Linked DNA regions of Mus musculus: all the other regions are linked to region 1. A link is a loop called in an ENCODE intact Hi-C map of the cell type or tissue named here. Cell type or tissue: left cerebral cortex. All regions are shown on one strand. Region 1 overlaps Cracdl (capping protein inhibiting regulator of actin like). Region 2 has its middle 6.3 kb from the start of Lipt1. Region 3 overlaps Tsga10 (testis specific 10).

Region 1 (8,000 bases):
CTGAAGCACAGCAAGCTTCCCAGCCCTCCGGCATGAGCTCATTAGCGAAGAACCTAAAGGTTCTTCCTCTATACCTCCATTTTTACCAGATTTCCAGCCAGAGGCAAGAGTACTACAAACAGCTGCAGGTACCGTTGGACAGGCATCTTGTGCTCTGTGCTCCAAGTAGAGAGGGGAAAAGAGGGGTACCAGGAGAGCCCCACATGGAGCCCTGCCCGGACATGTGAACGGGTACCCATTTACATCACTTGGTTCTGTGTAATCACCTGCCTTCAGAGGAGGCTCCCCGCAAGGACTCTGCCCCCTAGGGGTGCTAAGGAGACATGAGAGCTCCTTTTCAGAGTTTCAGGCTCTGAGAGAGAGGCAACCCAGCCTGGGGGCTTTCCTCTTTAGAAAACCTGCCCCACCCCTGATTTCCATCCCCCCGCCCCGATCTCTTGGGTGTCCCAGTGGCTTCCTGGCTGATAGGTTAGATGGGGGTACACTAGGTTCCTGCCTGTAACCAAGTAAAGAACTCCAGGAATGGGAGGCCACAAGTCCAATTTCAGTTTCTACCCACAGGCAGCCCAATGGGCTGGAGTCTGTAATGGAAGGACCTGGCACAGGTCAATGTACACACCCACCAGGGAAGATTAGGAGGCCTCCAAAGGGGGACCCTAGCCAGTGTCCCTGACACAGAGAAACCTGGAAGGCAGCCCAATGGGAGCTGGCCAGAGATCTACACACCCTCAGCCCCTCTCTACATCATCAGCATCCAAACCCTCACAGGACCCTCGGGAGAACCAAACGTGAGAACCATGGCTTTAAACTGCTCAGCTCACAGTGAAACTTGGGTGTCAGGTCATTTAAGCTCCCACGTGATTTCTGGTGACAGCCACGGTGGAGTGAGGTATGCTGTGACCTCTGGGTGTAACCTTCGATACATGAGGTAAGCCTAAATTGATGCTTACCAACTTAGTGCCATGGGGATGCACCTCCAATATAAGCATGCAGTGCTCACCTGAGAGACAAGCAACTGCTGCTGCTGCGAATTCAGTGCATGCCTCATGCAGGCTCGGAAGCCCGCCGTGTCCAGCAGGAATCTGTCTGGTGGGAATCAGGGAGCACTACCTCTGGAGAAGAGATAGGAGGCCCTCAGAATTGACCCAGTCCATTCTGAGAGTTGCTTCTTACAGTGCAGGCTTTGGGTTTCCCTGGAAGCGCTGCTCTTCACACAGAACCTAGAGTCTGCAGGGAAGGGCGGGATGCTTTCCAACCCAGAAAGGGGACAGTAAGGGCGATGGATCCAAGTCACAAGTGGACCAGGTTGAGGCAGGCTCAGTTCGATGTCCAAGGCTTCTGCTCCCACACACAATGCTTTCCCTGTGAGCCACTGGAGGTCAAGTAAGGCCAGCTGAGGTGGAATTTCAGCCCCTATTCAGCACACAGTAGGCAGCACCTAGAAATGAGGACCCATGGGTAATGGATTAATGATTGATTAGGTTTCTCTCTACTCAAAAGGAGTCCTACTCCTAGGCACCGCTGGACAGAGGGGACCATGCTTTGAACAGAACTGGAAACTATGTTGAGAGCCCAGATTCCATAAGAATCTGCCAAAGCCGCACTCTTAATACACGGTGTAGCCTGAGATGGGAGCCGATGGCTCAGGCTTGAGATGATCGATCCAGTCAATGCTGTTGCGTCTCCTTGGTGACCTGTGGTTGGTTTCAGACCAAGGAGAGTGAGACTGAGGGCTTTCTGGAACTGTTGGAAGGATTTATCTCTTGGGCCTGGCAGGATGCCTGCAGAGAAAAGGAAACCCACACACCCAGAGGCTCTGTATGCAGCCGCAGCTTCTCCTGAAGTCAGCTACCAGGGGCTTCAGTTGTGGGGACCATGAAAATCTGTTCTTAAATGCCAACCACCCTTTGCAAGGCTTATCTGCAGGAAAGGAAAAAAAGTCCCAACCAATTTCATGAGCATGCAGCAGCAGCAGTGGCTGAGTGACGTCAAGAGCATCTGAAGTCCCTGAGGCTGTCTGGATGTACTTTCTCTGGCTCAGCTTTTGCATCTCTGGGACAAACGGGGCTGGTATACTTCTAGTGAGGCTGCATCCAGGGTGGATGGTGGTGAACTGTAAGGTGGGTGCCAGCCAATGAAGAGCTATGTGTTGTAGAGTTCCGAGTGGCAGAGGCACTGTCCGTGCTTTTAAATCCCATCTAACTAGCCCAGTAACCCGGAAGATGGGCAAACTCTCAGCCCTGGGCCACCCCTCTATGGATCCCGTGGTTCTGAGGGCCTCGTGCTCTCCAGTGAGAAAGGAAATCTCAGACTCATGGCCTCTGAGTGAGATGACAAGGGAAGACAGACTCAGTGGCAGCTAGACTGACAGAGAGCTGTGGAGGGCGTTTGGGACAGTGAGCCTTTGCCTCATGTGGGGAGGATGAGACACTCCGAATGAATCACCAGTGGTCCAGAGTCGGGTAAGTCACCAGATCCAGAGGGACCAAAACAGGAGAAGATTCAATGCTACCCAAAGAGAGTGCCAGAGAGGCAGGAGGATTGGGGTTTGATGGGTTGGACTAATGGCTAAGGATCCATTGGTACTCCTCTTTGCATCCACCTCCCAGGACTCAGGTGCTACCCACTGTGTGCCCAGCACTAGCCGAAATAACCTCTGAATGGCAGTCACTGCTGGGGCTCATACAAGACTGAAGGTTGTGAGTTGTGTCTTCCCTGGCACCCACTGGTCCCAGCCAGGGCCTCTGCACACCACAAAAGTACAACAAGGCACAGCAGCGGGTTGCTCCCACCAGCTCCAAAACTAATACAAAGTGCGACCGGTACAATCAGCCAGGTGCAGTAACCTTGCACCACAGAATGGTACACTCAGGTCTGAAGAGTGCCAAAGGAATTCCACCTTGCTGTCTTCCCTGTAGCCTTGGGGTCCCCTCCCTAGTAAGTCCTTCAGCTGTCACAAGAAGAGGACAAGGTCTGTCACACAGACTGTTGTTCCAGACCCAAAGAGATGATGTCATGCACAAAGGAGCTAATGGAAGGGATTATTGCTCACTGGTATTTTTGGCAGCTCTCAAAATGCAGCACATGGAGACCCACCCACACCACCTCCAGGCAAGCCTGCTCTGGCTGTCCGTCTTCACTCACTGGGATTCAGAAATAGTGCCACCCACATGAGATGGTTTGAGCCTGGGAAGCAGCCTGTGCTGGGGAAAGACAGAATTACAGGTGTCCTGTCGCCCAGCATGGCCAGCAGAGGGCAGCAGAGGGAGGGAAGGCTAGAACCTCCTGCCAGATAAACTGGTCTTTCCTACCAGGGATGAGAGGCCCTGAGTTCCAGAGACAGCCAGGATGAGCACCAAAGTCCCCAGCATCAAACATCACCCAAATGGTTCAGAGGTCAAGATGACAGACTACGATCTTGGGCTTCCTGCCGCAAACCTTGAAACAAATGACAACCGAGTAGTCAAGTTCAAGTACACAAGCTACAACCCACACAGACATCCAGTCAAAGCAATGACAGAAACCCATGGCTGAAATCACTTTCATCAACAGGGAAGGGTGCAGCTGGCACTCAACTTGGATAGCAAACATGACCTTTGAACTCCAGGCTTAAGATCAACACCCTAAAGGAAGACCGACTCAGAAGTCGCTCCTCGAACTTCACGCCACTGGGGAAGGCATGGTGGGAAAAGCAACTGCATTTTCCTCCCCCCCCCCCTTTTTAATGGAGATTAATACAGAGTAACTATCTAACATTCTTGGCAGAAATAAATCATACCTAAGAAGTGTGATAGTGCTTTCAACAGCGAGAATGTTTACAATCTGGAATGATGGAATTACTGCAAAGATATGTCCGGTGAAGTATGATAAAAATTAGGTGCATAAGCCCAGCACAAACTGTGTAAGGAAGAGCAAGCAACACGGGTGAGAGGAACGTTAGATGCTGAGAACAGCAAGATGGTGAAGCTGGGCTCTCACCTGGCAGTCAGCCCCCGACTTCTTGAAGCAATAGAGCTCACTGTGACAGGATGTATATAACATGCCTCGGGACAGAGTGAACATGTGACCAAACTGAGCTGGCTTAGCTAACAGTCCGTGGGAGTCAAGACACTGTTAGTGATCAAATTAATTAATCAACATTCAGAAAATGTTGGAATAAGGACCTCCCCACCCCATGCCTGCCTCCGCCTCCCAAGTGCTAGGATTAAAGGCGTGCGCTACCAACTGCTCGGCAGGTTGAGGCTTCTTTAAAGTTCCATCCCATGATGATGAAGCTGCTGCTGCAGGTGGCGATGATGCTGCTGCTGCTGGTGGTGGTGGTGGCGATGATGCTGATGATGCTGAAGATGTATTAATTCCCTCACTTTAGAAAGGGGAAACCCACTGTAATTTAGGAAGGTGCTTATCCAATGTGAAAAACATCTCACCTCCCAAATAAGGTGTTTGTTAGAGTCAATTACAGCCAAATAGTACTTCACAGACGCCTAAGGCAGATGGTCACTGCTGCGGGAACAGGAGACTTAGCTACCAAGCTTTGCTAAAGGGACATTTGGCAGGTTCCTGGGAACCCAGAAGGCAGCATGCAGGCCGAACACACAGTCAGACCTGAGCTGACCAGACCTCTCATCTCTACGATCCATGCAGGCCTGAGCACACAGTCAGACCTGAGCTGACCAGATCTCTCATCTCTAATGCAGCATGCAGACCTGAGCACACAGTCAGACCTCTCATCTCTAAGGCAGCATGCAGGCCTGAGCACACAGTCAGACCTGAGCTGACCAGACCTCTCATCTCTAAAGCAGCATGCAGGCCTGAGCACACAGTCAAACCTGAGCTGACCAGACCTCTCATCTCTAAGGCCACATGCAGGCCTGAGCACACAGTCAGACCTGAGCTGACCAGACCCCTCATCTCTAAGGCAGCATGCAGGCCTGAGCACACAGTCAGACCTGAGCTGACCAGACCTCTCATCTCTAAGGCCACATGCAGGCCTGAGCACACAGTCAGACCTGAGCTGACCAGATCACTCACCTCTGGTTAACCTCAATGCTTTGCAGAAACAGAAAATGGGGAGTCACAGGTGTGGATGGCCTGGCCAAGTGCTGAAAGGAACGTTCTAACAGGTACACACGGAGGTGCTCACCAAACGCTGGTCCTGAGTGTTTCCAAAATGTCCATCTAATCATTACCTGATTGGCTACTAAGTGAGCCATATAAAAGTTTTTAGCATCCATACATGACAAAAACACAAGCCATATAGACTTGGCTCACAAAGTCAATAATCAATAACAAAAAGCAGCCGGGCAGTGGTGGCGCACGCCTTTAATCCCAGCACTCGGGAGGCAGAGGCAGGCGGATTTCTGAGTTCGAGGCCAGCCTGGTCTACAAAGTGAGTTCCAGGACAGCCAGGGCTACACAGGGCTACACTGTCTCAAACAAACAAACAAACAAACAAGCAAAAAAACAAAAAAAAAAAAAACAAAAAAATATAACAAAAAGCAACAAAAAACTCCAAAGAGGATATTCCAAGTTGTTGTGTTTATATATATATAAAGATTTCAACTAAAGATTATAGGACACCAAAAGAAACAAAATAGGGTCCATACACATGAAGTGCAGATGTTATATTTACTAGATTAAGAACACAGATGAACCATTTAAAGTATGTTCAAAGATATAAGAAAGTATATATATAAGGGAAAATAGGCAAATGACATCTCAACAAACAGATAATACAAAAATATATACAAAGTATAACAGGTAAGGTGTCTCAGTGAGGAAAGCAGATGCCTCCAAGCCTGATGACCAAAATTTTATCCCAAAAACCCACATGGTAGACAGAAAGAACCACTTTCAACAAGCTGTCCTCTGCTGATGCACACATCCCAGAGACCCATGGATTACCAATCAAGATGATCTCTCACAGACATGCCTATAGACCAACCAGATAAAAATAACTGCTCAACTTCTCTCATTTCATACGATTTTGATAAGAGACAACCCCAGAAGTAGCCAAGGGTAACCTTGAACTCCTGATATTCCTGCCTCCTAAGAGCTGGGATTATAAAACTGTGCCACCATGCCTGGCCTCTGAAATGTCAACGTCACTAAAGGAGTTCAATAGTAAGGGTGAACCCTCAGGTGGAAGAACTTGTCGAGCCATGTGAAATAATACTAACCAATCTCAGGATCAGAAAAGATAGTGGGAAAAATGAGCAAAGACTCAAAGGCATGTGGAACACCATTAAGTATCCAACGCATGCACACAAGAAGTCCAGTGTGTGCACATGAGAAGCTCAAGAGGAGACCCAAAGGTGCAGAAAGAAGAGCTGAAGAATTCGGAGCTGAATACTTCCAAGTTTTAAGGTAAATGATCTACACGCCCAAGAAAGCCAATGAACCACAAGTAGGGTAACACAGACACACATACCTAGACCCACGAGACTTTCGAAGTGAGAGATGAAGATATCATAGAGGAGAGGCAACACACCTCATGCAAGGGGTCCTTAGTAACTCCAGCAAAGTCACAGAGGTCAGGAGGCATGAAATGTACACAGGCTGAAAGAACACTAAACCCACCCAAATGAGTTTCCAAAACCAAGCTCCTCAGAAATTTCCTTGTAGGTGGTGTGTTGAGGTAAGCACTCACCATGCTGTAACTATACTACATGCTACTGAAGTGGTCACTGTAAAATGGCTAATAATTTGTTATATGATTTTTTTTGATAATTTAAAAATGAAAGAAAAATTAAGATTCCCAGGTAAACACAAACCATAGAAAGATTATTACTAGATCATCGGGTTATGGGAAACAATGGGTGTTAGTTATTCAAACCCACACGGGAAAGAACAGGGCAAAGAAAAGTAATTATACAGATAATTAAAGAGGAAATATAATTGCAATTCCATTTGCATTTTTCCCTTAACTTGAAAGACGATTATGTAAATCTATAAACTGCAAACTCACACCAATGCACACCTAGTGTATAAAGATACAGTTTGTATAACAATAGTGCAGAAAACGAAGGGAGAACAAGCCTATACAAGAGCAGAGATCTTTGCAAGCTTTGGAAATTATACTGGTATTAATCCAAATGAGACTGTTATAAATTAAAGATGTACACTGACCCCCAGCCCCACGGGTGGAAACTGCTAAGAAAATACACTAAACACCATAGAAGAAATGACAAAGAAATGAAAGGGGTAGCATAGCAGAAAGCAGCAATGCAGGAAAAGGCAAAACAGGGGTAAGATGCTCGGAACCCAAAAGATAAATGGCATTCTGTAAATGCTATCTTCATAGTTACAATGAAATGATAAGTACTCCAATTAAAATATAGAAGTTGACAGAAAAAATAACACAAACTAACTAACACTCTGAAGAGTTGTGAACTAGGATCAAAGACATTAAAACTGAAATAGAAAGGAAGACAACGACCCAGAAACTGACAATCAAACCCCGGCTAGAGCAGCCATGCTACTACAGTATGAGATATCATTCAAGACAAAAGTTACCAGAAATAAAGTGAGAGACTTTATCTCATGGTGCATCATGGTGAGGGGCCAATCAAGTTCTCTCAATTGGAGCATACTAATAGCACTCAAGCTACATAGAGCAAAAGTGACAGAATTGAAGAGAGAAATCGATGATCCGGCAGCCATCGCTGAAAATGCTAATATCGCACTTCCGTAATCAATAGAACAAAACAAAACATAAGAAGCACAAGAAGCAGAACACATGACGAGGCACTGGTACCTGGGATCAAGGACCTAAGAACCCAGCTAACACAGAAGCCAGGTCCTGCTCAAGGGAACAAGAATATTTCAGGGTAGACCATCTGCTAGGCCATAAAAACCCAAAACTTTAAAAATATTTAAGTAGCAAAGATTTCCCCAACCACAACAGAATTTCATTAGAAAAAGAACAGAAGGGAACTGTGCAAACTAAACCGCATCTTAGAAAAAAAAATCAACAGGTCAAACAAAAAGTCCTAAGTGAA
Region 2 (8,000 bases), 190 kb after region 1:
GCTGCAAGAGCCAAAGAGGCAGAATAAAAGTTAAGGAAGACTAAGGCTGTAGAAGGTTCACTGCCAAAAGCAGAAAAGTATGCTTCCTTCTTTCCACGAGACCCCTTCCAGAATCAAGCATGGGCTTCGTCTCTCAAGAAATGCAAATAAAAGTCTGCTTAGCCTTAGTCTGAAAACTCAAACCTTAAATCTCCACAATTCAAAAATGTTCTGAGTAACAAACAGCATGAAGCTACAAATGGAAAATTCCATACTTGACCTTGCAAGAATGGCCATAGTCAAAACCCCAGTAGACCAAAAGAGTTACAGAAAATTACCTTCAGGCCATGAATATAAAGTTCATATGAAACATAAATTTTCTGTTTAGATTTGGTCCCATTCCTGGGAAGCTTTATGTACATACAATATCCTAAAGTCCCCAAACTCTGAAACAGCAACACTTCTGATCTTAAGCATTCTGAAGAATGATATCTCACATGCATACACAAAGCCAGGAACATTGAGACAACTTTACTGATCAAGGCACTGTGCCTGAGCCTGGTGATCTGAGTTTGATCCCCAAGGACCCATATAGTGAAAGAAGAGAACCAACTCTCACAGGCTCCTCTCATCTCCATATGTGCACTGTGGCAAGCATATACCCTGGCAAGCAAGTGTACAAGCACACATACACATAAATATACATACAAGTTGTCCTTTGACCTCCTCGCGCACACACACACACACATACACACACACAAAATTTTTTTAAGAAAAGAATTCCCTAAGAATATTTGCAGGCAATGAAGCCCTACAGCAGAGAAACAATGAAGACATAAATTAATGTTGACTGGTGGAAGGGCAAAAAGGTGAATAACATGAAGAAATCCAGGTAGTAGGTATACTGTATTCTGACACAAGAATGAGAAAAGCAAAGGTAAGTGAAATTTTAACTAAGGGGTATAATCTGAGGAACTTCCTATCTACTGGGACTTTAATTTTTCAGTGAAATAGAAGTTAAGATTATATGTTTAAAAAATATCAGCAAAAGTTGGGAAGGGACAAAAGTCATTAAAGTTTAAACTTTTCTTAAGGTAAACAACAACAAAATCTTTCCAGTCATTCCAATTCAAGCTCCAAGCTCATCTCGTTTCTACAATCCAATCTCTAAAGAAATTACTTATGTCCTCAATGAAGAGTGAAACAAGACCTTAGAAACACAAGAAAGGGGTCAGTTGTTCTCTGAAGGCTTTTCTGGACCAAAGGGATTAGTAACTTAAGACTAAGACTAATGGTGTAACTAAAACAAAAAGCACTACCTTTCCAACCGCCTCTCCTCAAAACATGAGATGCATATATTTTAATATCCATAACCCTGTCCGTTATTTTAAAACCTACTGTCCACCAACAGTAAATCGTGGTATATCTTTACAATGGAACACTAACCAGCAAAGTACCTAGAAGCAATAAGGCTACAATCTCTAAGTGTTAAGCACAGAAGCTGTAGAACACGTGTTACAATTCCTCTTATATAAAGTTCCATAACAAGGCAGACTGTATGCTGTGTGTTCACATAAGATGATAAAACTATTAGGAAAAGCAAGGGAATGCCTAACATTGTCAGTCTGGGCAACAAGCAAAGAGCAAGAGCATGTGATGCCTGAGAGAATAAATAACACCTGTTCTAATGGCCCGAATGCCTAACATTGTCAGTCTGGGCAACAAGCAAAGAGCAAGAGCATGTGATGCCTGAGAGAATAAATAACACCTGTTCTAATGGCCCCTACTTATGGAAAACTTTAAAACCAAATTATTTTTAAACAAATAAGGCAGAACCCAGAGACTCTCTCCTTGCCTGGTTATAGCTGGACTACAACAGTGATTCTTCTTTGGAAAGTAAGTAAAACCTGTTTTTGAAACTGCCAATAAACAATATCGAGGTTTGGAATTTCAAAGAATATTGATGAATGTAATTTTACCTTATTTCTTTCTCAATAATTAAGACAGAAGAACTTAGTTTATTGTTTAATTAAAATACAACTGGTTTGTTCTTGAAGCACAGTTAAATACGATAACGTCCCTTTATCTTAACAACCTATTCTATTCCGAAATTACTATGACTTTATTTCCTGAAAGTGAACAAAATGTACTCGAAGTCCTGAAAACCAGAATAAATTTGAAATGACAAAGACCGTAGGTCACATAGATTTACAGGGGCTTAGAGAAAACAGCCACTTGTGCAAATTTTTCTTAGTGTCTAAATCGTTGACTGAGAGATATATACAAATACATGTATCCTTATGTACATATATACTTTTTAGGTATCAAGTGCATGACAGACTTGAATAATTTTTTCAAACAAGACAGCCTACCTTGCCTTTCTTCTATAAACTATAAAGAGATTATGAGATTTTTTTTCCATGCAAAATCTCAATTTCTGCCTTCACCTGCCTCCTAGTCTATTAAGAAGAGATTAAGAGAGACTGAGGGGTTCAGGAATAGACAGGCTGAGCTCCCAAATGCCACAGCTTCACCTCACAGTGTCTCTAAGCAAAACAGTCCCCCAACAACCAAGCTGAGGCAGGCAGCGAAGCGGTCACCATAGGAACTGGGCTCAACCATGAACTCCCCTGAAACTAGGGTAAGCTTTGCTCCTGGAACCCATTCCCACCCGGCAGGTCCGCGACGCAGCCGCCTAAGCAGCGATGCCCAACCCGGGCCACAGTCAGGCTCTCCCCACCCTCTTGCAGCCGCCCCGGGATGGCTCTTCTCTAGCCCAGCGCACCTCCGCGACTCCTCCCTGGAGCTCCGCAGCCCTCCCCCGACCTCCCTGGCCGTCGTTCTCCCCGGAGCTCATCCCGGCCACTGAGGGGCCTCCGCCTCAGCGGGACATCCAGCCCCACCCCGGCCTCCATCCTCCGCCCTAGTCTCCTCCTTCCCGCCCCTGTCTCCTCCCCAGTCTCCTCCTTCCCGCTCCCTGGGCCCCGCCCCGGCGGAGGCAGGCGCTCCGTGTGGCGCAGCGGGAAGAGGGCGGGAGCGGTTAGCTCCGGGCTGGCCGACGCCCCGCCCTCACGCTCTGTACCTGAGCGGGGCTCTTCTTCCACCTCCCCGGCGCCTACGCTCCACTTCCGTCCGGCGCGCCCTAGCACCCGTGCGCACGCGTACCTGTCTCGACACGCCCTCTCGCGGAGACTACGGATCGTGCGCGCGCACCCGAGCGAGCACGTAGCGACGTGGACCGCCGCCGGCCCGCCTCTCAGGGCTCCGACTGGAAGCCTTTTCCGGGCCCATCGGTGCCGCGCAGGCGCACGGCCACGCAGCGCCGAGATGGCCGACCCCTGCGTCCGGTCTCCTAGTAACCATCCTCTAGCCCGCGCAGGCGCGAAGGCTATTGCCCAGGGCTGAGCCACTGCTGCGGTCCCAGGAGCCCCAGGCGTTCTTGGCTGAGGGAAGCGGTTACTCCCTAGAGCTGCTCCAGTGCGCAGCAATGGTCAGGAAGCTGTGCTGTGGGAGCCTTCAGGTGGGGTGCCCTGTTGCAGCTTACCGGCGGGAGCCGATCTTTCCGGGTGAGCGTGGCACCTGGCCACCAGTCTCAGAATGGACCTCGGAAATGTCAGACCCAGCAATCATCTCCCCTACGCCAGGCTGACATTTCTTCTCTACATGCCAGTCCTCTCTAGCAAGCCTGGCGATGAAAACCGAGAAAGGCTATAAAACCTTGTGAGATGTTAAATACTGTATCTAAAGTTTTTACCCCAAGTTTGGCTCCTACCAGTGAGCAGATTTGAGCCTTCTTTTCTTATCCGACGTGGTATTTTTGGCTACCCAACTAAGTTAAAATGGCATCTTGAATCTTTTTAAATGGAAAGAAATGAGCACCGCGCTATGCTACCATTGTTTCTTACAGTTTAGCATGAAAGACATTTTGTCTTACTGCTTTGTGAGTGCGTAACCGCTTCTACCCATCTTTAGCCAGAAGCTTTTTTTTTAACCCTGTCTGTTTTTACTTATTTTATTAGTATACAAAGTACACGGGATTTCTTGTGGCATTTGCGTTCAGAATTTGTTTCTGTTGTTTCTCCTGCGCCTTTTCTCCCATCCCCCCTCTTTTGCCGGTTCACTCCAGTGGTCCCCTTCTGCTTTCCTGTCATAGTGTTCTGTTACCCCCAAACCACTCTTTTCCCCCTCACCTTGCAGTTTCATGAACTGTACCCACACACCCGTATATACCCCCTACTTAATATGTTAGAATCGGCACGCAAAAAAGAACATAATGGCATCTGACTTCGTGAGTGTGGATTATCTCGTTTCAAATAATTTCCAAATCCATTTTTCTGCAGATTTCGTGACTTCATTTTCCATTATAGTTGAGTAAAGTTCCATCGTATATGTATAATGTTTCCATTATTGATTCATCTGTTCCGGTGTAAGCTGGATCCATTTCCTGGCTATTGTGAATAACGCAGCAATAAACATGAATGTTCAAGTGTCCCTGTGGTAGTGTATGAAGACCTCTGGGCGTGTCAGAAGCAGTAACACTAAGTCATAGGTAGCTCTGTTTTTTGTGTTTTTGAGAAGTCTTCACACTGAGTTCACATCGGTTTGCATGCCCTCCAGCACTGTAAAGGGACTCATCGCATCCTTGCCAGCACTTGTAATTTGTTTTCATGATGATGGCTCTTCTGATTTGGAGTGAGGGAGAACCCTAATTTGCATTTCCCTGATTGCTAATGCTGTTCAGAACTTTTCAGAACATTTACTGGTCATACATGTTTCTTCTTTTGAGAATGGCCCATTTCATTAGCCCGTTTATTGACTGTCATTTTTACCTGGGGAGGGGTCTTTGTAAATTTTAGCTTTAAATTTTTTGATTACTTTATGTGTACTATAGGTTTGTCCTGTAAAAACCACCCCTGGTTGGATTTAACCTTAGCCACAATTCTTCATCTGAAAACTGTTCTCTGTGCCAGGCTCTGTGCCAGACACTGAGATCCAGTGTCAAAAAAAGAAAGAAAGGAAGAAACAGAAAGGAAAGGGGAAGGGAGGGGAGGGGAGGGGAGGGGAGGGGAGGGAAGGGAAAAAGGAAAGGGAGGGGAGGGGAGGGAAAGGAAAAAGGAAAGGGAAGGGAAGGAAAGGAAAGGAAAGGAAAGGAAAGGAAAGGAAAAAGGAAAAGGGAAAGCAATCAAGCAAGCAAGCAAGCTTGGGGCTGGAGAAGTGGTTAAGAGCACTGGCTGCTGCTCTTCTACAGAACCCAGATTCAAGTCCCAGCATCCATAAGGTGACTCACAACCCTCTAATTCCAGTTCCAAAGGGTCTGCTGCCCTCTTCTGGTCTCCACAGGCACTACATGCACACAGTGCACACATACATGCAGGCAGAACATTCATACACATAAAATAAAAATACGTTTCAATAAAAATTAGAATTGTATTTTTTATTGCTGAAAGTTTGATATTTTAAAAAAACATTCCATTATAAAACATATTGTTCTATGCTGGGCAGTGATAGTGCATGCCTTTAATCCCAGTACTCAGGAGGCAGAGGCAGGTGGATCTCTGTGAGTCTAAGGTCAGCCTGGTCTGCAGAACAAGTTCCTGGACAGCTAAGGCTACACAGAGAAACCCTGAATGTATGTATGTATGTATGTATGTATGTATGTATAGATAAGTTTGTGTGACATATATATGTATATATATATATATATATAGAGAGAGAGAGAGAGAGAGAGAGATACTTCTCTATATACTTTACTTTGCCATTATCTTGGGAATATGTAAATTAGCTAACATAACTATGTCTGTCGAGTACTTTTTATGTACTGCACTTCCATTTGGGGAGTTTGCTGTGGAGCCCTCTACCTTCCTCCCTGTTCTGAGAGCGCTCTGCTGACGGCTCTGTAGGAAAGAACCATAAGTCACCTGCCTTCAGAAGCACTCCAGACCATGAGTCTTTTCTGGCGGGCTGCCTTCAATTCAGAGTTAGGAAGTAGTTCCTTCCAATTCGAATAGTTCCTCTTGTGGTAACTATCATTTTATAATGATATCTCGAATGAGAAAAGCTAAACCTATATCTGTTGTCGAGATATCACATAGTGCTGTCCCAAGTGATGATGGATGTAATGAAGACTACTTTGTATCTGGATAGGTGGGGACTTGTAACCGTTTATACAATACAGGGGTTTCTGTTGTGGTCTGTTTGCTTGGTTCATTGTTTGGTTTCTGTTTTGGTTTGATGCTGGGGAGTGAATGGAAGGCATGGGACAATGCTAAACCTGCAACTCTACCACTGAGCTCCACCTCGTGTTCTGAACATATTCTTGTATGCTAATATTTAATAGCTATATCTATTGTCTCGTTGCACTATCTCCTTAATATAAACTAAAGGATAGAGAAAAGGGCATCTCGGGATGGGAGAGGAGCAATATTTTATAAAGCAGGCCAATGCTGAAGAAATGAATCTTGAGCCTAGTATTAAGAAGATAGCTAAATAGAATGTACTTCTTTTTATCCTTCACAAAACATAATTCCCTTTTTTCTCTTTTTATTTTTAATTTTATATATGTATAAGTGTTTTGAGTGTGTGTGTGTATTTGCCCTATGGGGCTGTCTTGTGCCCATGGAAGACAGAAGAGGACTTCAGATGCCCTCAGACTGGTTACAGTTGTGCGCTGCCATATGGGTTAATTGACCTGAGGCAAGAAGACACATTCTGAATGCAGGTGACATCATTCTATGGGCCAGGGTTCCCGACGGAATGAAAAGACTGTAATAGAGGTGTGAGCATTCGTTGCTTTCTGCTTCCTGACCACTAATGCAATGAGACCAGCTGCCTCCTGCTGCGTGGTACCTAATACCCTCAAACTGTAATCCCCAGGAAACAGATTCTTCTGAATCAGGTTCCTTCTGCCAGATATTTTGTCAAAGCATGGAGTGACGCAACAAAGTCACCTAATCCAGAGTCATTCTTGGTGCTGGGGGATATGGCAAAACAGCCACTGCCTTCTGTGGAGAAGACACAGTTAATCAACGGTTATACAATACGAGCTGTGGCGTGCCGTGAAAAGGAAAGCACAACACTCATAGAACCACGGCAGCAGCTATCACGTCTGTGCGATTTTAACGGTTGCAACTAGGAAGGCTTCTCTGGAGGTGGCATAACTTCAGTTAAGTGGTTATCCAGACAGCTAATGACAGTCGTGGTCCCAACGAAGCAGAGCAGGATATAGTGAGGGGCAGATGTGAGATGTGACCAAGAAAAGGAGGCGGGTAGATGCATTGAGGTTTCCCAGAGGGATGAGAGAACTCACTACTGGAGTTTTAGATAGATCGAGTTTTCAACAATGAGATGGTGCTCAGTTTTTAATTCGAATGCTCTTAAGTCCTGCTCTCTATTACACCATATTGTGTAAAACTGTGGTGGTGGGGTTTTTTCCCCCCAAGACTGATTTGTCCTGAGAGACTCCATTTTATATGCAACTTTGACTCCTTTAGGGAGTTGACTGCATTTGAGTGAGCATATGATCTATACCATCTTTCTTGCACCCTTGGAAGCACAGACTAAGAAATGACTTATTCCTGGGAGTAGGCAGGGAGCCAGCCACCCTATAGACATATCAAGGTGAACTGGTTTGATAAGAGCACACAACTGTATTGAAATTATATCAGAGGACTGTAAGGTGGGCCCAGCAAATAAGACACATGCCACCAAGCCTGATCAATTTGAGTTTGATCCTCAGAACCCATCTGATAGATAGAGCCAACTCCTGCATGTTGCCCTCTGACCTCCATGGCATACACACGTAAAAAATTAAGTAAAAACGTAATGAAACACCAGGAAAACTGTGCCTGAGAACATATTAGATACATAGGCCATGGAACTCGGACCCCACAGACGGCAGAGACTATGACTGTAATACTGATCGACGGCCCCACTAACCATCCGGTGTGGGACTGTGGGAGAACTTGACAACTCCCAGCTCTCCCAGGGGCTTCTGCTCTGCCTTGTCCCAGCTTGTTAACACA
Region 3 (8,000 bases), 120 kb after region 1:
TCATAGGACACTAAAGAATTACTTAAAGAAAACATAAGATCAAAAGTAATATGGGAAAAGATTCATAATAATTCTAAGTGCACCTGCGTTTAATATCTCTTCATCTTGTAAATAAATGAAAAGACAAGTTAACAGTTAAATCTTTAAAAGGGTTGTGATCAAGAATATTATAGAGAATTCCTACCACTTAATAAAAAATATACAGCTGGGTAGTGGTGGCAACGCCTTTAATCCCAGCACTTGAGGGGCAAAGGCAGGCAGATCTCTGTGAGTTCGAGGTCACCCTGGTCTACAGAGTGAGTTCCAGGACAGCCAAGGCTACATTAAAACAAACAAACAAACAAACAAAACCCTGTCTTTAAAAACCAACCAAACAAACAATTGAATAGAAAAAAATTATACAAATTTAAGAAAAAAAGCCATTCCAAGGGCTGGAGAGACTGCACAGTGGCTGAAAGCACTTCCTGCTCTTGCAGAGGACCAGGGTTTGGATCCTAGCATCTACTTGGCTGTACACAATCATCTGTAATTTGTTCCAGAGAATCTGATGTCCTCTTCTGGCCTCCATGGGACCCATGTACACATACATCTGGGCAAACGCTCATGCACACAAAATTTAAAAAAAAATTTTTTTTTTTACTTTATCCAAAAGAAATGTAAGAGAAAATCCATCTAAGAGGTGTTGTGGATTTGGTCTAATTATTGCATTATATTATTTGGGTTACCAAAATTTCACGAGAATCCAAGAATCTGTTTGTAAGATGCTGAGGGTCCATGCCCCTAGTTGGTTCTGAATGGTATATAAAGTTGCCAGCAGCCAATGGCTGGGCAGAGAGACAGAGGTGGGACTTTAGGATCTGCAGGCAAGGGGTGTTGTACTGGCTGGTTTTGTGTGTCAACTTGACACAGCTGGAGTTATCACAGAGAAAGGAGCTTCAGTTGAGGAAATGCCTCCATGAGATCCAACTGTAAGGCATTTTCTCAACTAGTGATCAAGTGGGGCGGTCCCCTTGTGGGTGGGACCATCTCAGGGCTGGTAGTCTTGGGTTCTATAAGAGAGCAGGCTGAGGAAGCCAGGTGAAGCAAGCCAGTAAAAAACATCCCTCCATGGCCTCTGTATCAGCTCCTGCTTCCTGACCTGCTTGAGTTCCAGTCCTGACTTCCTTGGTGATAAACAGCAGTATGGAAGTGTAAGCCAAATAAACCCTTTCCTCCCCATCTTGCTTCTTGGTCATGGTGTTTGTGCAGGAATAGAAACCCTGACTAAGACAGGGACCAAGGGAGAAAGAAGAATTTCCATGCCAGGAAAGGACTAAGATTCAGGCTTGAGAGCTGCAGAAGACAAAGAGCATACTAATCATGTAAGAGCCAGTGGTAAGCGGCCCCAGCTCTCCCCCACCCCCCTAACTGGGTCTAGGGTAACAAAGACAGAATATAGGTTTTAGTAAGTAATAACTCAGGAGTATTGGAGGGGAGGCATTAGCAACGTGGAAGTTTGGGAGTGGTCCAACCATTGAGCCTTTTAAGGCATATTAAAATAGAAGGTTCTCTCTCTCTCTCTCTCTCTCTCTCTCCCTCTCTCTCTCTCTCTCTCTCTCTCTCTCTCTCTCTCTCTCTCTCTCTCTCTCTGTGTGTGTGTGTGTGTGTGTTTCATTTGAGAATCCAGAACATTGGGGCACGCTGCCACCACAACCATCACCAGGATGATTTAGAGAAGTGTTAATTACCAACAGCAAGAGAAACCTTAAGTGGTCAATAAACACTGAACCCTGTAACTTGTGTCTTCATCAGGTATGTGCCACCTGCTGTTGACAAAATGTGAATCAGGCAAGTGTCAGCCAGTCTCTGCCAGAAACCCTCAGCTTCCTGCTATTGGGCTTTTAGTACTGGTTTTGCTCTTGCTGAAGGAAAAACCTCAAGAGGTCTCACATGTCCATCAAAGATATTCTTAGAACACAGTGGTTTTGGCACAGAGGACGCTCATCCTAGAAAGGGCTTTGTTAACAATGTATGGAAGGAAGACTTTCAAATTAATTTCTGATGCACAGTTGCTTCTGAGAGGTCGTGTAATTTTCGTGGGGTTTGAGGACACTTTGTTTTGGTAAAAGATTCAGTTGTCGTTTTTAAAAAGCAGCATTAAAGACGTTCAGTTTCACTTGTAATCTAGGAAACATAGAACCCAACTGTGGAAAAATTAAGGCTCATAATACAGAATATAGTATTTAAGCAAATCATAACCCATGGTTTCTGGCAAGAGTAAACTTTTAGAAAGCAATTTGATAAACTAAGCGAAATTGTGTGTCTTAGACTAGGCACTCGCTTCCAAGCATAAGCCTAAGAAAACAGAGCCAAGAGAAATAAAAAGAATGTTTGTTACACAGCCCTTCACTACAGAAAGGGGGGAAAATTAAATTCCCCTTAATGTGGGGATAATTTAAGCAAGACAACATTGATACAATGAATATATGCCGCTGTCTGATGGATGTGTGTAACGAATCAGATGAAGCTTTAACGTTGTTGCAAACACATAATTAGTATATTTTATTACTTAAATAAAATTATTTGTCATGCCAGGGATGAATTCAGGCCTTCAGATGTTCTAGGCTTGATACCAAACCAAACCTCCAGCCCTAACAAATACAGACTTGATGACAAGGACTGGAGAGATGACTCAGCAATTAAGAGAACATACTGCATTGTCAAACAGAAGTTTGATTCACAGAAACCAAGTCAGGCTGCTAACAACCATATGTAACTCCAGTTCCAGGAGATCCAACACCATGGGCACTGGACTCACATGCACAAGCCCCCTCCCTCTCCCTCTTTCTCACACATGCACATGCATACATACATACATACATACATACATACATACATACAACTAAAAATAAAAATAGAGCCACATGGTGGGCCTAGAGAGATGGCTCAGCAGTTAAGAGCACTGGCTGCTCTTTCAGAGGTCCTGAGTTCAATTCCCAGCAACCACACCATTTTTAATAGGATCTGATGCCTTCTTCTGGTGCGTCTGAAAACAGCAACAGTGTACTAATATACATAAAATAAATAAAGTCTTTTTAAAAATAAAAATAAAATCTTAAAACACACACACACAAACACACACAACACACAGTACACACACACACACACACACACACACACACACCACTACTACACTGGCAGGTGACACACACACACACATTGCAAACCTGACTTGAAAATAGAAAGCATTAACTATCATGGATAGGTAAGAGATGCACAGACAGAGTATGAGCTCGTGAGAAACAGCTAGAATAATGTCAAAGTTACACATACCCAGTATGTGTGTGAGAAGCTATAGCTTAATGTTTGCTTTCTTTTAATTTATCTTATTTTTATTTTGTGTGTGTGCGTGTGTGTGTGTGTACCACATGGGTGCTGGCATCTGTGGAGGCCACGAGGGGAAGCCATTCTCCTGGAGCTGCAATGACAGGTGGTAGGAGCCACCCCATGTGGCTCCTGGGAATGGAACTCGGGTCTTCTGGAAGATCAGCAAGAGCTCTTAACCACTGAGACACATTACTCCCGACTCTGATGATATGTTTCCTTAAACAAAGCTATATGAAACAAATGTGGAAACATGCTAATGTTCTTATAGCTGTAGGATAAAAATAGATCTGTTTTATTATTTTTTAAAAATTTGGGTCCCCCCCCCCGAACAGTTCCCAACTAAGAAATAAAAAGCTGATAATTTTTCTGGTTGTGGGTACCTGAGAACCAAGGTGGATAGAAGAGTACTTAAGGGGCTCTAACTTACAGTCCATTTATATAATTCAACTGATTGACATTATGTTGAGCCAAGCCAAGCTCACTTAGTATGACACGTGAGACACTGTAAGCACATTTCTGCAAACTTACTTGCTCAACCTCTCTGTTAAGGGCATCAACTTTTTCCTTTAATCTGTTGCCCTCTGCTTCAGCAGTGATAAGTTCCAGTTTGAGGGTGTTGTTTTCTGCCTCTGTCTGGCGGGCCTTATTTTCCCAGTTTTCAGCATCTTCATTGGCTTTTCGGAGTTGTTCCATTATTTGCCGGTTCTCAGATTCCTAAAAAGCAAATCTTGTGTATTACTTTAAAACTTTAAAAGTATTTAACATAAAGTGCTTTTGGAACACTGCTATCTAGGCCACTGGGAAATCACTGGTACATAACCCTGAAGAAATCCTACTAACCCCTTAGCCTAGAAAGATGGTCAACCTGTAAGGAACATAAAGAAGAATGCCCCAACCTGCGTCCATCAGTTCCTCACTCAGCAGATTACTCTTTTTTTTTTAATTTATTTTTTAATTAGGTATTTTCTTTATTTACATTTCAAATGCTATCCCAAAAGTCCCCCCAGACCCCCACCCATTCCCACTTCTTGGCGCTGGCGTTCCCCCGTACTGAGGCATATAAAGTTTGTAAGACCAAGGGGCCTCTCTTCCCAATGATGGCTGACTAGGCCATCTTCTGCTACATATGCAGCTAGAGACATGAGCTCCGGGGGTACTGGTTAGTTCATATTGTTGTTCCATCTATAGGGTTGCAGACCCCTTTAGCTCCTTGGGTACTTTCTCTAGAGGACCTGGACAAACACATGCTGTGTTTCTTCTAAGGGAATCTTTTCCTCCATGACTGTTTACTGACCCCTGCTGGCCTCAGCTGCCAACCTTCTCACTACCACTCCCTTGTTCCCAACCATCTGATATACTGGCCACAGAATTTCTATATGACCCTTTCACATCTTAAGGGTCAATATCTAATAAGATTTATTTATATTATTTTTAACTGCTCTCTCTCTCTCTGTGTGTGTGTGTGTGTGTGTGTGTGTATTCACATTGAGAGCTGGTGCCCTTGGAGACCAGAGATTTTGGGTTCCCAGGAGCTGACTTTAGTTCTGAACACTGAACTTGGGTCCTCTGGAAGAGTGCTCTTTAACACTAAGCCATGTCTCCTGTCTCTGAGCCATAATTTTCTTGGTCACAGACTTTAATTTTTTTTGAACTTTTTACTATTTTGTCAGAAATTGCTCAAAAGTATTGTTCAAAAATACCAAATGTATGCTAATAATATACACTCATGTATAAGTTGTACATATAATACAGAGCCAGGTTATCTCTGGCAATACTAGGATTGAATCCAGAACCGTGCACATACTAGGCAAGTACTTTTACCACTGAGCTGTATCTACCACCTGCAGGAATCAGAGTTTTTGTTTATTTGGTTGGTTGGTTTGTTTTTAGAGATAGGGTTTCTCTGTGTAGCTCTGGCTGTCCTGAAACTCACTTTGTAGACCAGGCTGGCCTTGAACTCAGAAATCTGCCTGCCTCTGCCTCCCGAGTGCTGGGATTAAAGGTGTGCGCCACCACACCCAGCTGGAATCAGATTTTTTTTTATTACATATTTTCCTCAATTACATTTCCAATGCTATCCCAAAAGTCCCCCATACCCTCCCCCCACTTCCCTACCCACTCAAGATTTTTTTAATCTTCAATGTGATCCCATAAATAAATTAGTTGAAGTAGGACCTGCTTTCTACAGGGAAAATCAGTTCCATAAATAATATACTATGCTGAATAACCATTGCTATCTTATCTTAGGGACTGGCGAGATGGCTCATCCTGCTCCTGTAAAAACCCGAGTTTGTTTCCCAGCAACCATGTTGGACAACTTACAACTTTCTGAACCTTTGGTTTGAGGGGCATCTAGCCTCTGCAGGCATCCACACTCACACGCAGATAGACACACAGATTCACATAGAATACACATGCATAGAGAGAAAGAAAGCCTCAGTACTGTGGTCTGCCTAGCCTGCTCTTTAAATGTCAGTTATTATCTCACTAATGTCAGGAATGCTCTCCTTCCTGGAAACAGTAAATTTCTCTATCAGAAATCCTGAGCTAATAAAATAATCAAAGAATGAATATGCCACCCTTTCTAATCAAATGTATGTTCCCCTGGACTCAGAAGTTCCAAAGCTCCTGAAGGTGACAGGTACAATCTAGGAGTCCTAAGAATGGCTTACCTCACCAAGCCCTTGAAAATGTTGTTTATGTACACTATGAACAAATGTTCAAAATATGTTTGTATGCAGATATTAAATGATATGCTAAATCACATACACAGATTATGGAAGTAAAGTTCCCATAGACACTTTGAGTCTCATGTAGGTAACACCACACCTATGATACTGATCTATTACACTATTTTAGACATTTTACCGAAGTACATCTCTATGTACTTAATACACAGCACTAAGTGCAGCTCTATATTCAGACAAACTGTATTATTACAGAGCAGATACATACATCCACATTCAGAAATCTCTGAAGTCACACACACACACACACACACACACACACACACACACACACCTTATATCAAATAGTGGCTAAAGAGATGTGCAAATGACTGTAGTCTACTGGTTCTTAGAAACAGATGTTCTAAAATTAGTGAGATCCATTCTGCCCTGTCAAACAATCAGGAAAAGCCACTTTAGTCAGTATGTAACAGAAAACTCAGGATTTTATGCCCATTGTTCTTTGATTAGAGAGAATCTACTTACCTAGGATGTTTACTCTAAATTTAGCAAACTGAAAGAAAACATGTTCTAGTGTCATCTTCTAGGACACTGGTGATTCTAAATGTAAATGGTTAATCTGCACAGTCAAAACTGTAATATCTGATTAAATAAAGACTTGATCTACAAATCTGGTGAGTGTAACAGATCATTAAATTAGGTCTTACCAACACTTGTATCATGAGCAAAGGAAAAACTGTCTCTGTGTACCTCAGACTTTAATATGTTCTTCAACTTGTTAACCTCCAGATTCGTGTCCTGGACCTTCTGCTTTATGTCACTGAGTTCGTTATGAGTATCATTCAGTTTTTTGGACAGTGCCTATCAAAAAAAGATAGCTAGATTTGACTATAATAAATAAGCAATTCCTATATGTGAAAACATCTAAATTGCAAATATTTGAATCAGATGATTATACAAAATTAATATAACAATGATATCAAAATCTATGTAAAAGTGGTTTTTAAAAATCCCAAAATAAAACAGGCAACGGGCCCAGACAGACAAGTCATGATGAGGAAGCATAAGTTGATAGCACTAAATCAAACTTTACAGTAACCAAAAATATGCTAATTGAGACAACAGGATAGTATTTTGGCTACTATGTTAATGTTAATGAATAATTAAAGCTTCAACTGTGGTAAGGAGTGGGAATGTCCACGTAATGTTTACTGTAAATGAGACTTTTCATAGGGCACCTATGAGCCATTCTCATAGGGATGCTCTGAGCATTTCCAGATGCTCCTAAGACAAGAAAGACATTATCTATGTCTGAAATATAAAACATTCTATTCACAATGTTTAAATTGCAATTGCTATGAAATCAGTAAAAATACACATGTGACATAACAGTCACTGGATGGTAAAGACATCAAGAGATTTTTTTTTCCTTTCCTTCAAAAAAAGTTCTATAATGAACTTATATTTCTGTTAGAAGGCATAGTATTAAGGATAAAACTTTCTAAGGTTTCCATTTTCCAAAATTTCTACAGTGTTCTTTCTTAGCCTTTGGTTTGCATAGAGACCTGTGTTATATGGCCTAAGAGAAGAAGAAAACTACCCTGGAACACATGCAAACTCTTAGGATGCTGGTTTTCTTCTGGTGGCAATCAAGAGCATGCAGTTTAAGGAGGCAGAGAAATTTCTATCGTGGTAAGCTGGAGAGTGGTATCCTGGACACTATAGTAAATGCTTCACTTACCATCCATTTTACAGATTATGCCACTCTTGGAATTTAAAAGCATGGTAATACAGCCTAGCAGTGAGAGTCAGCCCCATGTGAATCTTAGATAACTGGCTCTATTGCCTCCTCACACAGAAAAAGCATCAGGTTTTTACTCTACCTACATTTTAAAAGTGTACATAAAAGCAGTGTGGTGGCTTAAATGAGAGTGGCCCAACAGGCTC

The links. Hi-C counts contacts between places; a loop is a spot of excess contacts. Peaks named below come from ENCODE experiments on the same cell type or tissue, not always from the same donor. Only the 100,000 strongest peaks of a DNase experiment are listed, where the experiment ranks them.
Region 2: it touches region 1 in a loop (5-fold over the local background); 34 of 42 quality-filtered maps call a loop at or near these places.
Region 3: a loop joins it to region 1, with 5 times the contacts of the local background. A loop is called at or near these places in 10 of 42 quality-filtered maps.

What each region holds. Positions count from the first base shown.
Region 1 is chr1:37,675,342-37,683,341 of GRCm38, forward strand. The region is part of intron 1 of Cracdl (capping protein inhibiting regulator of actin like); the gene reads right to left. Among named protein-coding and RNA genes, the nearest start is that of Gm39628, 5.2 kb to the right of the region's middle. In left cerebral cortex, CTCF peaks have their summits at 298 and 3,245 (motif pointing right); DNase peaks (open chromatin) are centred at 1,922, 2,412, 3,156 and 4,215; H3K27ac peaks cover 3,515 bases.
Region 2 is chr1:37,861,962-37,869,961 of GRCm38, forward strand. It overlaps a transcript of Tsga10 not described here. Among named protein-coding and RNA genes, the nearest start is that of Lipt1, 6.3 kb to the right of the region's middle. In left cerebral cortex, CTCF peaks have their summits at 3,158 and 5,316 (motif pointing left); DNase peaks (open chromatin) are centred at 3,169, 3,759, 4,045, 4,549 and 1 more place; H3K4me3 peaks cover 2,898 bases; H3K27ac peaks cover 1,920 bases.
Region 3 is chr1:37,797,826-37,805,825 of GRCm38, forward strand. It overlaps Tsga10 (testis specific 10), which reads right to left. Exons shown (of 18, transcript NM_001290721.1): 13 at 6,804-6,914; 14 at 3,895-4,080. Among named protein-coding and RNA genes, the nearest start is that of Tsga10, 54 kb to the right of the region's middle. In left cerebral cortex, a CTCF peak has its summit at 4,667 (motif pointing left); a DNase peak (open chromatin) is centred at 4,657.